2 separate regions of the Homo sapiens genome follow, and region 2 is linked to region 1. The links are chromatin contacts, found by Hi-C in ENCODE. All regions are on one chromosome and are shown on one strand. Each heading gives the region's core, a stretch centred on a gene start or an enhancer-like site at or near the end of the contact. The rest is flanking DNA. Distances are from core to core; before and after follow the strand shown. Region 1 overlaps LOC128966623 (a long non-coding RNA gene). Region 2 holds the start of MGAT1 (alpha-1,3-mannosyl-glycoprotein 2-beta-N-acetylglucosaminyltransferase).

The links. Hi-C counts contacts between places; a loop is a spot of excess contacts on that map. Pooled maps may share reads with other maps.
Region 2: a loop to region 1 is called in a pooled map, with 2.3 times the contacts of the local background. The contact joins the promoter of MGAT1 here to the enhancer-like site in region 1. A Hi-C loop is called at or near these places in 4 of 37 single-sample maps with no recorded cell type and 4 of 50 pooled maps.

Annotation. Positions count from the first base shown.
Region 1 is chr5:179,526,611-179,532,999 of GRCh38, forward strand. All of the region lies in intron 4 of LOC128966623 (a long non-coding RNA gene), which reads left to right. Among named protein-coding and RNA genes, the nearest start is that of RUFY1, 21 kb to the right of the region's middle. RefSeq lists enhancers at 3,161-3,767, 3,768-4,373. Within about 2 kb of position 4,146, at least 13 of the 41 ENCODE cell types and tissues checked have a DNase peak (open chromatin) inside an H3K27ac peak, as active enhancers do.
Region 2 is chr5:180,798,546-180,804,484 of GRCh38, forward strand. It overlaps MGAT1 (alpha-1,3-mannosyl-glycoprotein 2-beta-N-acetylglucosaminyltransferase), which reads right to left and starts at 4,261. Exons shown (of 2, transcript NM_002406.4): 1 at 4,135-4,261. RefSeq lists enhancers at 3,573-4,280, 4,281-4,987, 5,131-5,240, 5,695-5,939 and silencers at 4,091-4,450, 4,621-4,700, 4,711-4,760.

The DNA.
Region 1 (6,389 bases), core at 2,896-5,395:
TGCACCTGCGTCCACCATACATTGCTGCAGATGATTTATGTGTCCAACTTCCCGGGTGTAAACTTATGCCTTTACCCCAGAAGAATAAGTGGGTTCAATCTATTAGAAAAATACTGTCAATATTTCCAGACTTCTTTATTTTTGGAGACAGGGTCTCACACCCAGGCTGGAGTGCAGTGGCACATCACGGCTCATTGTAGCCTTGAACTCCTGGGCTCAAACGATCCTCCTGCGTCAGTCTCCCGAGTAGCTGGGACCAACAGGTATGTGCCACCATGCCTGGCTAATTGCTTTTTTTTTTTTTTTTTTTTTTTTTTTTGGTGGAGATTGTGTTGCCTAGGCTGGTCTTGAACTCCTGGCCTCAAGTGATCCTCCCACCTCAGCCTCCCAGAGTGTGGGATTACAGGCATGAGCCACCATGTCTGGCCTTGGTTTTGAAATAGATATTTATTTAAAATAGGTTTCACACTGATTTCAATAAATCAGGCACTCCAGAACACAATGTATAGGGTGGCAATTATATGTTGACTTCTTAATACTCCAAGAGATAAAGATCTTTTCCAAATAAGCAAAAAAAGTAGTCATTGTGCAATATTAGCCTCTAAGAGCAATTTCCCTTTATAGACTACAATATTACTGACAGTTTCATGCACTTTTGCTTTATAAAGAACTCCACAGGAAGAAATTTCCCCAGTCTTTCCCGGTAGACACAGCTACATTTTCTGTCACACACAAACCATTGTCACAGTACAGCATGTCCAGATCCAAAGAATCAAGGGGTTTCACAATTGCTTCCCCAATGTATGCCATGAGGTTGGTCAGATTTGAAACCATTCCCGTGACAGGATCAATCTTTATAATTGTGCCCCTGCCGTATGGATGGTTTGCATTTCCCAAACAGGAGTGTCCTGGGTTACTCAGAGGTGTGCCATGGAGCCCTCCCTTGGCCGTTTTATAATAACCAGAACAGCCCATTTCCCCATGGACACACATTCCAAGCTCTCCACAGCCCAGTACCACCGTTATGCAAAGGATATGGATGGAACTCACATTCAGAAAGCTAGAAAATAAGGCTGTGCCAGGCACAGTAGATGAGCAATGAGAAGATGCCAATGTCTTTTCTAGAAGCATGAGTGATCCAGCTCTTTGGTTCTGAACATTTCTGTGCTTTAGCGTTTCTCTCCCTCATTCACAGTAAAGACATCTGCAGCTCTTCCCTCCTGAGATAAGAAACTGGAACAGCCACCACCTGCTCCCTGATGTTTTCACCATCTCTGCCACTTGTTACAACGACCACTTAGCCAGACATCTCGGCGCAGGGATCCCCCTTAAACTGCAGAAGCAAGACCAGCCCACCACCCTTTCTTTTTATTCCTGCCATAATTTGATGCTAGTAACACTCTGCCTACCTACTTCCAATGGTAACAAATATTTTGTAGAATATGCAAGTTTATTTTGTAGATTGTGGTCCCTGGAGTGAGAGAAACTCTCCACCTACCAGACCTGTGACTTAGGTAAGTCACTCTGTGTCTCCAAACTTAATTTCCTTGATGTGGAAAATGGGGATAGAAGTTAATAACATTGCAGGAAAGGGGACATGAGTTATAATATAAAACTCTCTGCATGGTTCCTATTGGATAATTTTGCTATTATTATTGCTTGTATTTTTGTCACATTATAACCAACTTAGTTTTACTTGTTAAAGTACACACAATTGGGTTTTTTTAAAAGAATTAATTTAATTTACTAGCACAAAAGCTAGTGTTAAAAATAGGTGTTAAAAATTGAGTCCCGGCAGGGCACCGTGGCTCACGCCTGCAATCCCAGCACTTCGGGAGGTCCAGGCTGGCAGATCACTTGAGGTCAGGAGTTTGAGACCAGCCTGGCCAACATGGTGAAACTCCATTTCTACTAAAAATATAAGAAATAGCCGGGCGTGGTGGCTCGTGCCTGTAGTCCCAGCTACTCAGGAGGCTGAGACAGGAAAATTGCTTGAACCGGGAGGCAGAGGGTGCAGTGAGCCAAGATGGCGCCACTGCACTCCAGCCTGGGCAACAGAGTGAGAATCTGTTTAAAAAAAAAAAAGAAAAAAAAAGTGAGTCCCATCTGATAAACCGAATATTTAAGTAAATTTGAAATATTTTTTGCCCCATGATATTTAGGGGTTTCTACTAATTGACTTTGATGTTCAAGGGCTGTTTTGTGATCCCAAAGCCATTGCCACTTTTACTTTGAACAAGCTGGACTCATGGGGTACTCCAGAGCCAACTCTGTTTTCTCCACGCAGCCTGCTCCTTGCTGCTGGTTCTGAGTCCCTGAATGAAATCTGGGATCTTCATGGCTTACCTACTTACATTCAGGAAAATAAAAAAAAAATCCTCCAGTCATCTCCAATAACAAGAAGAGGTCTGATTTCACTCATTAAACTATGCAGTGTGATGTCATAGCCAAATGGCCACACCGCATTGGAGAGCCAAGTTTTCTCTCCCAGAACAGCCTGCCTGGGCGCGGGCCACCATGCCCGGCTAATTTTTGTATTTTTAGTAGAGACAGGGTTTCACCATGCTGGCCAGCCTGGTCTCGAACTCCTGACCTCGCGATCCGCCAGCCTCGGCCTCCCAAAGTGCTGGGATTACAGGCGTGAGCCATTGTGCCGGGCCACTTTTCTTTCTTTCTTTTTTCTCTTTTTTTTTTTTTTTTGAGACAGAGTCTCGCTCTGTCGCCCAGGCTGGAGTGCAGTGGTGCCATCTCGGCTCACTGCAAGCTCCGCTTCTCAGGTTCACGCCATTCTCCTGCCTCAGCCTCCCGAGTAGCTGGGACTACAGGCGCCCGCCACCACACCCGGCTAATTTTTTGTATTTTTACTAGAGACGGGGTTTCGCCATGTTAGCCAGGATGGTCTCCATCTCCTGACCTCGTGATCCACCTGCCTGAGCCTCCCCAAAGTGCTGGGATTACAGGCGTGAGCCACCGCGCCCGGCCTCTTTTTTAAAGAAGGTTTTATTTTTGCAATAACATTACTAGCGCTATTGACAAGTATCAAATGCACACTGTATAACTACAGCAAACCCATCCACAACGTATTCGACTGTTCAGAGCCCTGAATGACATCTTGATAAAGAGCCAAAAGTTGTTTCCATAAAGATCTTCAAGGTGTTTGAGCACATCTTGTCAGACGCCCGTAAAGGAAGCTGACTCTCACTGGGTTCCAGGAATTACGTGGTTACGTCCATAACAGCCCATCTGACAAGTGGCAAATACCCGTGGAAAACCAATTAACTGTGCTCCTCGGTTTACCCTGGAGGATGGTGGCGGATGACGCGACTAAGTTTGCTTTGAGCCTGCTTCAAGTTCCAACTTCCTTGGAGTTAGTCGCATTTACAATTTAAAACATGCAAAAATCCACGCTTGTGTATGAAATTCGTGTTTCTTCAGAACATGAGGCTAAGACAACGTGGATATTATGGGATGATGGGCCGTTCACAGAGAAATCCCCGTCCCGGGCACACTCAGGCCTGGCGCCTGGCCTGCGGCTCACCTGGTGGGAGGAAAGGTTTCTCTGGGTGGTCCAAGGCGGCACAGGTGACCCAGGGCGAGGAGCCTCTGGGGGGCTCAGCGAACCCAGCGTCCACTCAAGCTCGTCCTGCCCCTGGCAATCCACGCGGTGCCGGGTGGATGCGTGGGAGCCACATCAAAGTCCCCCCACAAGTGCCTGGGGCTCCCCGCTGATTTCGAGGTCTACAGAATGGGTTTCTTGCAACTCACATCCTTCAGCTGGAGGACCCCAGAAAGGCAGAGCTCCCGTCCAGAGTGTGCTGGTCCCGGACGCAGACCTGCTCCCAAATGCCCTGGGGTCGGGCGTAAGGCCTGGGGATCGCCGGAGCCTGGTTTCCTCACTGCGGTGCTCACTGCCGCCGCCTCTTCCCCGGACGCCCGGTCTGTCTGAGGTCGCCGGGTCTGTGGACGCGGATCCGAATCGGAGCTTCCGAGGGTGATCTGAGATCCAAAGTCAGGAGTCTTCTGCATCCTGCCCTTTGTCAGCGCTGGTCCTCATTTCACCTGCCCAGGGCCTTCAGGAGGGGCGACACTCTCCGGCTGCGGGCGGCCCAGCGCTCGCCCCCCTCGGCCCCACGTACTCTTCCTGCCTCGCCCCCATCGCCCTCCTCCGGCTTCCCGCGCCTCCCGGGGCTCTGCGCTTGCGTCCAGGGCGCCCTCTCCGGGGACAATGGGCGGGTGCTTCGCAGGCTGCAGTCAGGGCCGACTTCACCCGGCGAGGACAGGGCGAGGCGCTGGGCCCAGAGGTATGTTTGAAACGATTCGCGTATGTGAATCTACTTTTTGAATTGTAAATTTTATGAAACCTAAATACAAATCATGTACTTCTTATGAAAATTTCGTGTCTGAATTAAGAAGTGCTATCAATATAAAAGAACAGATTTCGAAAACTTAGTACAAAAATAGAAGGTGAAATATTTCATTCATGTTTATGTTGATAACATGTTCAAATGACACTACTTTGGACGTATTGAATTAAATATATTATTAAAACTCATTGCACATATTTCTTTTTACTTTTCTAAGTGGCTACTACAAACATTAAGTCACATGTGTTCTTGCATTATATTTCTACTGGACAGTGTGCTGTACAAGAAAATAGAAAAAGTATAAAAATTATCCAGTTCATTTTATGAAACTAGAATTTTTAATTCTCAAATCAGATAAGGTTAACATAAAAATAAAATTATAAAACCATTTTTTACTTATGATCACTGATATAAAACAAAATATAGCTAACAGAATCAAATAGTATATATATAAATTTATCATATTGTATTTAAGATCTTTATTTTTCTAACATTCTTGGTCCTATGAAAACATTTCAGTATACAACATCAGAGAAAAACCATCATAATCTATATGCCAGTCATCACAATCGACATGGTATAATTTTTAAAAATAAACTATCTTGCCCTGTAGATGTATATATACAGCAGTCCCTCTGTATCCACAGGGGATTCGTTCCAGGACCCTCCCCCCAAAATCCACAATGCTCAAGTCCCTTATATAAAGTAGCATTGTACTGTCAGTCCCCAATTTATGATGGCTTCAATTGGGATTTGACTTGCCAATGGTGCAAAAGCAATGGGCATTCAGAACGCTTCTCATCTTACAATAGGGTTACATCTGGATAAACCCATTGTAAATTCAACTCGCCATATGGTCAATCTATACGATGGATGTATTTGGTTGTAACCCCATCATAAGTCAAGGAGCATCTGTATTTGCGTATAACCTATAACCTATGCACATCCTCTGTCCCAGGTTAATTATTTAGAGGTATAATTTAAATCACCTCTAAATTTTATTTTATTTTATTTTATTTTTGAGATGGAGTCTTGCTCTGTCGCCCAGGCTGGAGTGCAGTGGTGTGATCTCGGCTCACTGCAAGCTCTGCCTCCCGGCTTCACGCCATTCTCCTGCCTCAGCCTCCCGAGTAGCTGGGACTACAGGCGCCTGTAACCACACCCAGCTAATTTTTTGTATTTTTAGTGGAGACGGGGTTTCACTGTGTTAGCCAGGATGGTCTCGATCTCCTGACCTCGTGATCTGCCCGTCTCGGCCTCCCGAAGTGCTGGGGTTACAGGCGTGAACCACCATGCCCGGCCCAATCACCTCTAAATTATTTACACTACTAGTTAATACAATGTAAATGCTATGTAAATAGCTGTTGGGGCCAAGCATGGTGGCTCACTCCTGTAATCCCAACACTTTGGGAGGCTGAGGCAGGAGGATTACTTGAGCCCAGGAGTTCGAGACCAGCCTGTGGTCCCAGCTACTCAGGAGGCTGAAGTGGGAGGCTCACTTGAGCTCAGGAAGTTGTGGCTGCAGTGAGCTGTGATGGTACCACTGCACTCAAGCCTAGGCAACAAAGCAAGACTGTCTCAAAAAAAAAGTTGTTGTATTGATTTTTTTATTTATATTATTTTTTCTTGTTTTTTTTTTATTGCTTTTGTTTTTCAAATACTTTTGATCCACGGTTGATTGAAACCACAGATGTAAAACCCCAGGATACGAGGGGCCAACTGCATATAAAATCAAGTAAAACTTAGCTTAGGAATATAAGAATTTTTCTTTTTTATAGTATGTGTGTATATATATGTATATATGTGTGTCTATATAGGTATACATGTGTGTGTATATGTATATATACACACATATATATATATATATATTTTTTTTTTTTTTTAAATAGGGATGAGGTCTCACTATGTTGCCCAGGCTGGTCTCAAACTCCTGAGCTCAAGCGATCCTCCTGCTTCAGACTCCCGGAGTCCTGGGAAGAATTTTTCAACATCAAAAAATCTATTAACATGAGCTACCACAGTAAA
Region 2 (5,939 bases), core at 3,011-5,510, 1.3 Mb after region 1:
TGCTAGGGCTCTCAACATTCAGCAGATGTGCCTGGGATCTAAAAACATCCACAGTTCCTCAACTGTAACTGCCAAATCCAAGAAGCACTAAAACACAGAAGTTTTCTAAACTCAATTGGCAGTAAAACCTCATCCAGCCTCATTTGGTAAAATCTGATCTGATCTAATATGGGGCTATTTATAGTCTTTTCTCTCTCCTGCTGTGGCTATTCATACATTTTGCTACAGAAATAAACATGGTGGCTTATGCCATGCTGCTTCTGATCTTCCACTACAGAGTAAATTCACCAGATCATCTTTTCAAAATCCAAAAAATTCTCAATTCTGAAATACATCTAGGACCAAGAACTTCAAAACTATGAAAATGGAAGTACAAAGTTACTCATTGACTGCTAGCATCCCATGTCAAGCCCTCCAGCCCTTTAACCTGAACTCATTCCTTCGTAGGAAACACTGTTTTAAGTCTGGACTCTTGATGTAGTTTCCCAGCTGGTCCACCTGTCACTAATCTTGCTTCCCTCTCACAAACCTTCCCAACAGCAACAGCGCATCCTTCCTGACAAGTACACCTGGTCACGACATTAACTTGCTTTAAAAACCATCAGAGGCTGCACTGCCCACAAACTCAAACTCAAACTCATTATGATGACATCCAAAGCCCTTCAGACAGACTGTCTGAAACATCCCTTTTCAACCTTACCTCCAACCACTAACCCCATGGACCCTGCACTCTGGCCTCAGCAGGCTGCTTTTTCCCCAGTAAGCATATACCTGGACGCTGCTGTGTCTCTGCTCCAGCTGGTCCCTCATCCTGGAATTTGACCCACAGCGCCACCTGCCAGCCACCCACACATCCTTTCAGGCCACTTCAGGTGACTCCTTCTGTAACATCACAGACAGAGCCAGGCCTCCCTATGACTACACTCCCACAGCACTCTCTCCACGCTGTAACAGAATCTGTGGCCACGCTGACCTGACTCCCACCTTCCTCCTTAGGAAAAAAGACTCTATGACCTCTGTGCCCACCACAGTGCTTGGCACATGTATGAGGTTCAAGTGGCTGGATGGAAGACTGCTTGCACTATTACCGAAATCAGGGAGAAAGATGGCCAACGCAGCAGCAAGAGAGTGAAGTGTGACATTTTCCAGAGATGACCGCACATATCCCATTCCATATGCTCTTCTTACAAGTGATAAAGACACTCCTGCCTCCAGAGCTGAGGGTCTATGTTCCCTCCCTTTGGTTCTGGGAAGAGATGCTATGTGACTTGTGAGACTAACTCATAAAAGGCAGTAGTTTCCACCTGGTCCTCTTAAGATGCTGACTCCTAGGACCCTGCTATATGGACAGGACACTGCTACATGGACAGGACCCCCATAGGTATTCCAACTGACCACCCCAGCTAAGGTCCCAGCTGACAGCCAGCATCAACCGCTAGACACAGGAGACAGCCCTCCAGATTATCCCAGCCCCAGCTGACTGCAATGGCGTGAAAGACCACAAGCAAGAACCACATAGCTGAGATGTTAATAAAATGATTCTGTTGTTGTAAGCCACTAAGTTCTGGGGTGACTCATTATGCAGCCATCAGTACCTGAAGCAATGAGAGAAACAGACTCTAGATAATCTTGACAAGCAGGGCAAGTGCCCTCCCTGCCCTCTGTGCTCAGCTCCAAGTCCAAACACTGAGGCCCTGTCTCCACTCATGTCTCCTTCCTTAGTAGGTATCTACTCCTGCATAATAAATTACCTCGATATTTAGTGGCTTAAAACAATAGTTATCACTTACTCCTCACAGTTTCTATTGGTCAGAAATGTGGACAGTGCAGCACAGAGGAGATGACGTGTCTCTGCTCCACTATGCCTGAGGCCTTGCTGAAAGACTCAAAAGCTGAGGGCCAGATGCCCCTAGAGGCTCTCACATTCTCTCACATGTCTGTAGGATGATGTTGGCAGCAGCTGAGACCTTATCAGCAGGAGTGCTCACTAGAACCCCTCTATGTGGCCTGGAAATGTCCTGGAAGTGGTGGCTGCATTCCAAAGGTGAGTGTTCCAAGAAAGCGGGCAAGCCAGGTGAAAGTGTATCCTGTTCCTGATTCAGCCTTGGATCAGGTCTGTCTTACTCACTGGTCAAGGGAACCACAAGTCCCTATTGACATGCAAGGGGAGAGAATCATAAACCCCACCACTAGGTGGGAAGTGGACAATGTCAAACTATAACTACATGTGGAAGGGGATACTTACGGGTGAGGCCCTTGAGGGAAAATACAATCTGCTACACCTTCCTTTTTAAATAGAACAACTGCCCTTAATCCTGACCTGAGTTCCTAATGATGTCATTTATGAGACTGGCATGCAAGGCACAGACTCAAAACTGGCTTTGACTTTCTAGAGTTTTCACAACTCCTTTAGGGAGGTGACACAGCCAATCCACACCACCAGGTACAAAGACATCTGCACCATGGTGGGAGATGAGAAGTGAGTCTTTTCAGTACAAAACCCTTCAGCTAAAACCGAGGTGGCTCTGGGTAGGCGCCACCTGCCCCTATGGGGCTCACTCAGTTTCTGAAGCATTTGAAGGACTGCCTAGGAGCTGTGAGATCCTTTCTAACACTCTGATACCATGGTGTTCTCCAGCCTATTTCCTTTATCTGGCAAAAAATGTTTCTTAAATAGCAAGTGAACACCAGATAGTCAACTTCCAATCATGAGCAATAAGCGAGAAGTTATATTTAGCTGTAAAATTAAGTACAGAAGTGGAAGAAATGGTAACAGATTTTCCCTTCTATCTCTGCTTTGCTTAAAGTTAAAAAGCACTACGTAAAAATTCCAGAAAATATAGACATGTCACAGGTAATGGAACTCTAACTGAACTGCTTTCATGTTCGTTCTTAGACCTTGGCTGGACTCCTGTATCATGTACCAGGCCCATAATTTCAGGACGGAAAAAAAAGAAAGGTAGTCAGAGAAGATACACTAAATAATTCAAGAGTTGAGAGAATAAGACCTAGGAGGGAAGGGATGCAGGTTATTCATCCTGGAAAAGAAGAGCTAAATACAAGTGCCACAAAAGGCATGAGGCCTGGGATTCAGGCGATCCAGCCAGCAAGCCAGGCAACTTTGGACAAGTCACTTGACCCACTTGTACCTTAGTTCTCTCATCTATAAGGTGACAGGGTTGATTTGGTTCATCACAAGGTCCCACTGCCTGGATACTGACGACAGTGACAATTTCCCTACTGCCCCGAACAGTAATGAGTTTCCCTTGTTAACACAGGCCACTGAGGTCAGGCATACCGCAGTGCTTCTAACAGTGAGAATGAGACACAGAAGCAGGGAAATGGGTGAGCTCAATGGTCCCCAGAATTGGGAAGGACCAGGACGCAGTGATTGCTGATGGAAGGCAGATCCTGGATGATGTGAGCACGTAAGAGCAAAGGCTACACGGCCTGAAAAAATACCGTAAATGACTGAAAATAAAGCTGGGCAACATCTCAGCCAGTGATGTTCTAAAACAAAACGGCAGACCCACTACAGCAGCAAGGGTTAACCAAAGTGAAGCTTCAGCCTTCAGGGAGCCGGCCAGCCACAGTCCCTCTACTTCAGAGTTTATCAGACGCGGGCACTGCACGTCCCGGGGCTCTCTACTCCACACACGTTAGCAAACAGGAAGAAAAGTTTTCTTGCCAACTTATTATATATATATTTCAACACTGAATCAACATTTCCTTTCTGCTGAGGAGAATCAGCCTCTATTAACTTGGGGAAAGGATGCTGGAGTGAGGTTAGGGGGGAAAGGCCACTCCCCAATCCCACCCCCTCCCTGCCCCGCACGCACGGACGCCCGGGGCCGAGTTTCACAACATCCTCCCCAGTCCGCGGAGCCCGCCCTTCCTCTAACAGCTGGAGGCCCGGGATTCCGAAAGCAGAAGGCGGAGTTCCAACCTCTCGGCTCGGGAAGGGACTAACGCGCAGCTGGCACCGGGTCGGACCGGGCCGCTCCCCAGCCAAGCCCCCTCTCGCTAGCACTCATGGGCACCGGGGCTTTGGGGCGACCCGACGTCCCTTGGGCTCCCTCTCGGCGCCCGCGAGGCCTCCCCCGGTCTGACCTCCGTCCCCGGACACCTACTCACCAGGTCCTCCCGACGTCCTGGCCCCGAACTTGGCCTGCTCCGGGGCGCAGGGAGCGAGCCCGGTGCCCAGGCGCGTCCCAAGCGCTGCCGCGGCCGCCTCGCCTTTCGACTCGCCAGCCCTTTCTGCGGCGCGCCGGGGCCGGACGGCCGGGCGGGCAACGTGGCCCTTCCCCGGCAGGCGGGGCGGGGCGGGGCGGACTGAGGGGCGTGACCGACAGCCCCGCCGCGCCCCGCCCCCCGGCCGGCGTCCGCCAGGCCCCCTCCTCCTGGCCCGCCTCCTTTCCCCGCCGCTTCTCAGTCAACCCAGGACCCAAGTTTTCCCAGGACCCCAACTTCGGGAGTCGGCTTTCCGGCTCCCTGGCGCAACCCTGAGGGTGGACGCCCGACCCCACCCCTGCCCTCGGCCCTCCAGCGCAGCTGCCCAGCCTGGAGCCGCGCCTGAAGTGGGCCCGCAGTCCAGGAAAGGCGTTCACCAAACCCTAGGCCAAGGGCTGGGAGCCAGTCCCCCCACCCCAACCCAGGGGAGGCTGAGGAGCCCGGGTGGGAGCCCCAGGGTCGCGTGGGGCAGGGACAGAACAGGAACCAGGGTGCCCGACGGGGGGCCGGGGGGAAACACCTGTGCCAAAGCAAGCCGGGGCCAGCTGTGGCTTCTTCCCTTTTGTTTTTCCTTGGTGGGTGGGGAATGAGAGCTTCAGTTCTGAGTAAAGAAAGCGAAGAGAGACCTACCAGCAGGGGAGGCCCACCAGCCCTAGGCGGGAAGGACTCGGTCACAAGCTTTGGCGGAAGCACCATGGAAAAGCCTAGAACGGGTCTGCGCCCGGCTGGTGTTTTAAAGGGGAGGAAGGTGCGGACCTGAAGAGGAGGTGGAGGTGGACCCAGGCCCACCGAGGGGAGGGAGGGACAGCTCTTCCATAGCAAATACCTGTCGCTGAGCCAGGAGTAAAGTCTGGCCGGGAGGAGGACAGACGCAGAAGACCAGGGGCTCCAGCGCACAGAGCCAGTTTCGCCAGCGATCAGGTCTGAGGCCTGGATTCCACGAGGCCGGTGCAAGCCAGGAGCCAGCCCCACTCCCTCGCCCAGCTCCCTCCGGCCTGGCCCTCTGCAGAAGCCTGATGCCCACCCAGCTGTCTCACCATGGGACCCCAGGCGGTGAGGGTGGGTAGCCGAGGACTACAGGCTGCTGGGTAGCTGACTTCCCCAAGAAGGGCTGCTGCCATGTGATCAGGACCCACGCCCCTGACATCAACCCCTCCCCCGTGTTCCAGAGCACGGAGCAGCCCGGAACTCTGCGGCCTGTGGTTACTGACTGACTGCTCACTAACTTGTTTCTACATGAAACCACGAATCGTGCAGGGTTCTAGAGAAACAAAGGGCCGCGCGCACCCGCAGGCCCCTGCGTGGAGGCGAGGACCTAAATCAAAACTGCTAAGGGGTCACCAGGCATGGTGAGGGGCCTCACGGGCCAAACCCTCCCTCGGCCTGTCCTTCAAGCCTCAGCAGCTCTGCGGAGTGAGCGTTATCATCCCCATTCTACAGATAACTAGTTTGAGGCTCAGGGTAAGTGCAAACGTGCTGCAAGCCACCAGACCTGGTGGGGAGCATAGCCAGGTTTTAGACCGGGCACTCCTGTGCGCCCCCCAACACCCCCGCACACATCCTCCAGCGCCAGTGCTTTGAGAGGGCTCTGTCTCCTCTCAGGCGCTGCCGTGAAGCCTCCGCTTAAGTGGCCAGAGCCCAGACCTGGAGGTGGAGTGGGAGAAGGGCAGGCCCACCGAGGCCGCCGTGTGCAGTGTGCGATGTGCGGG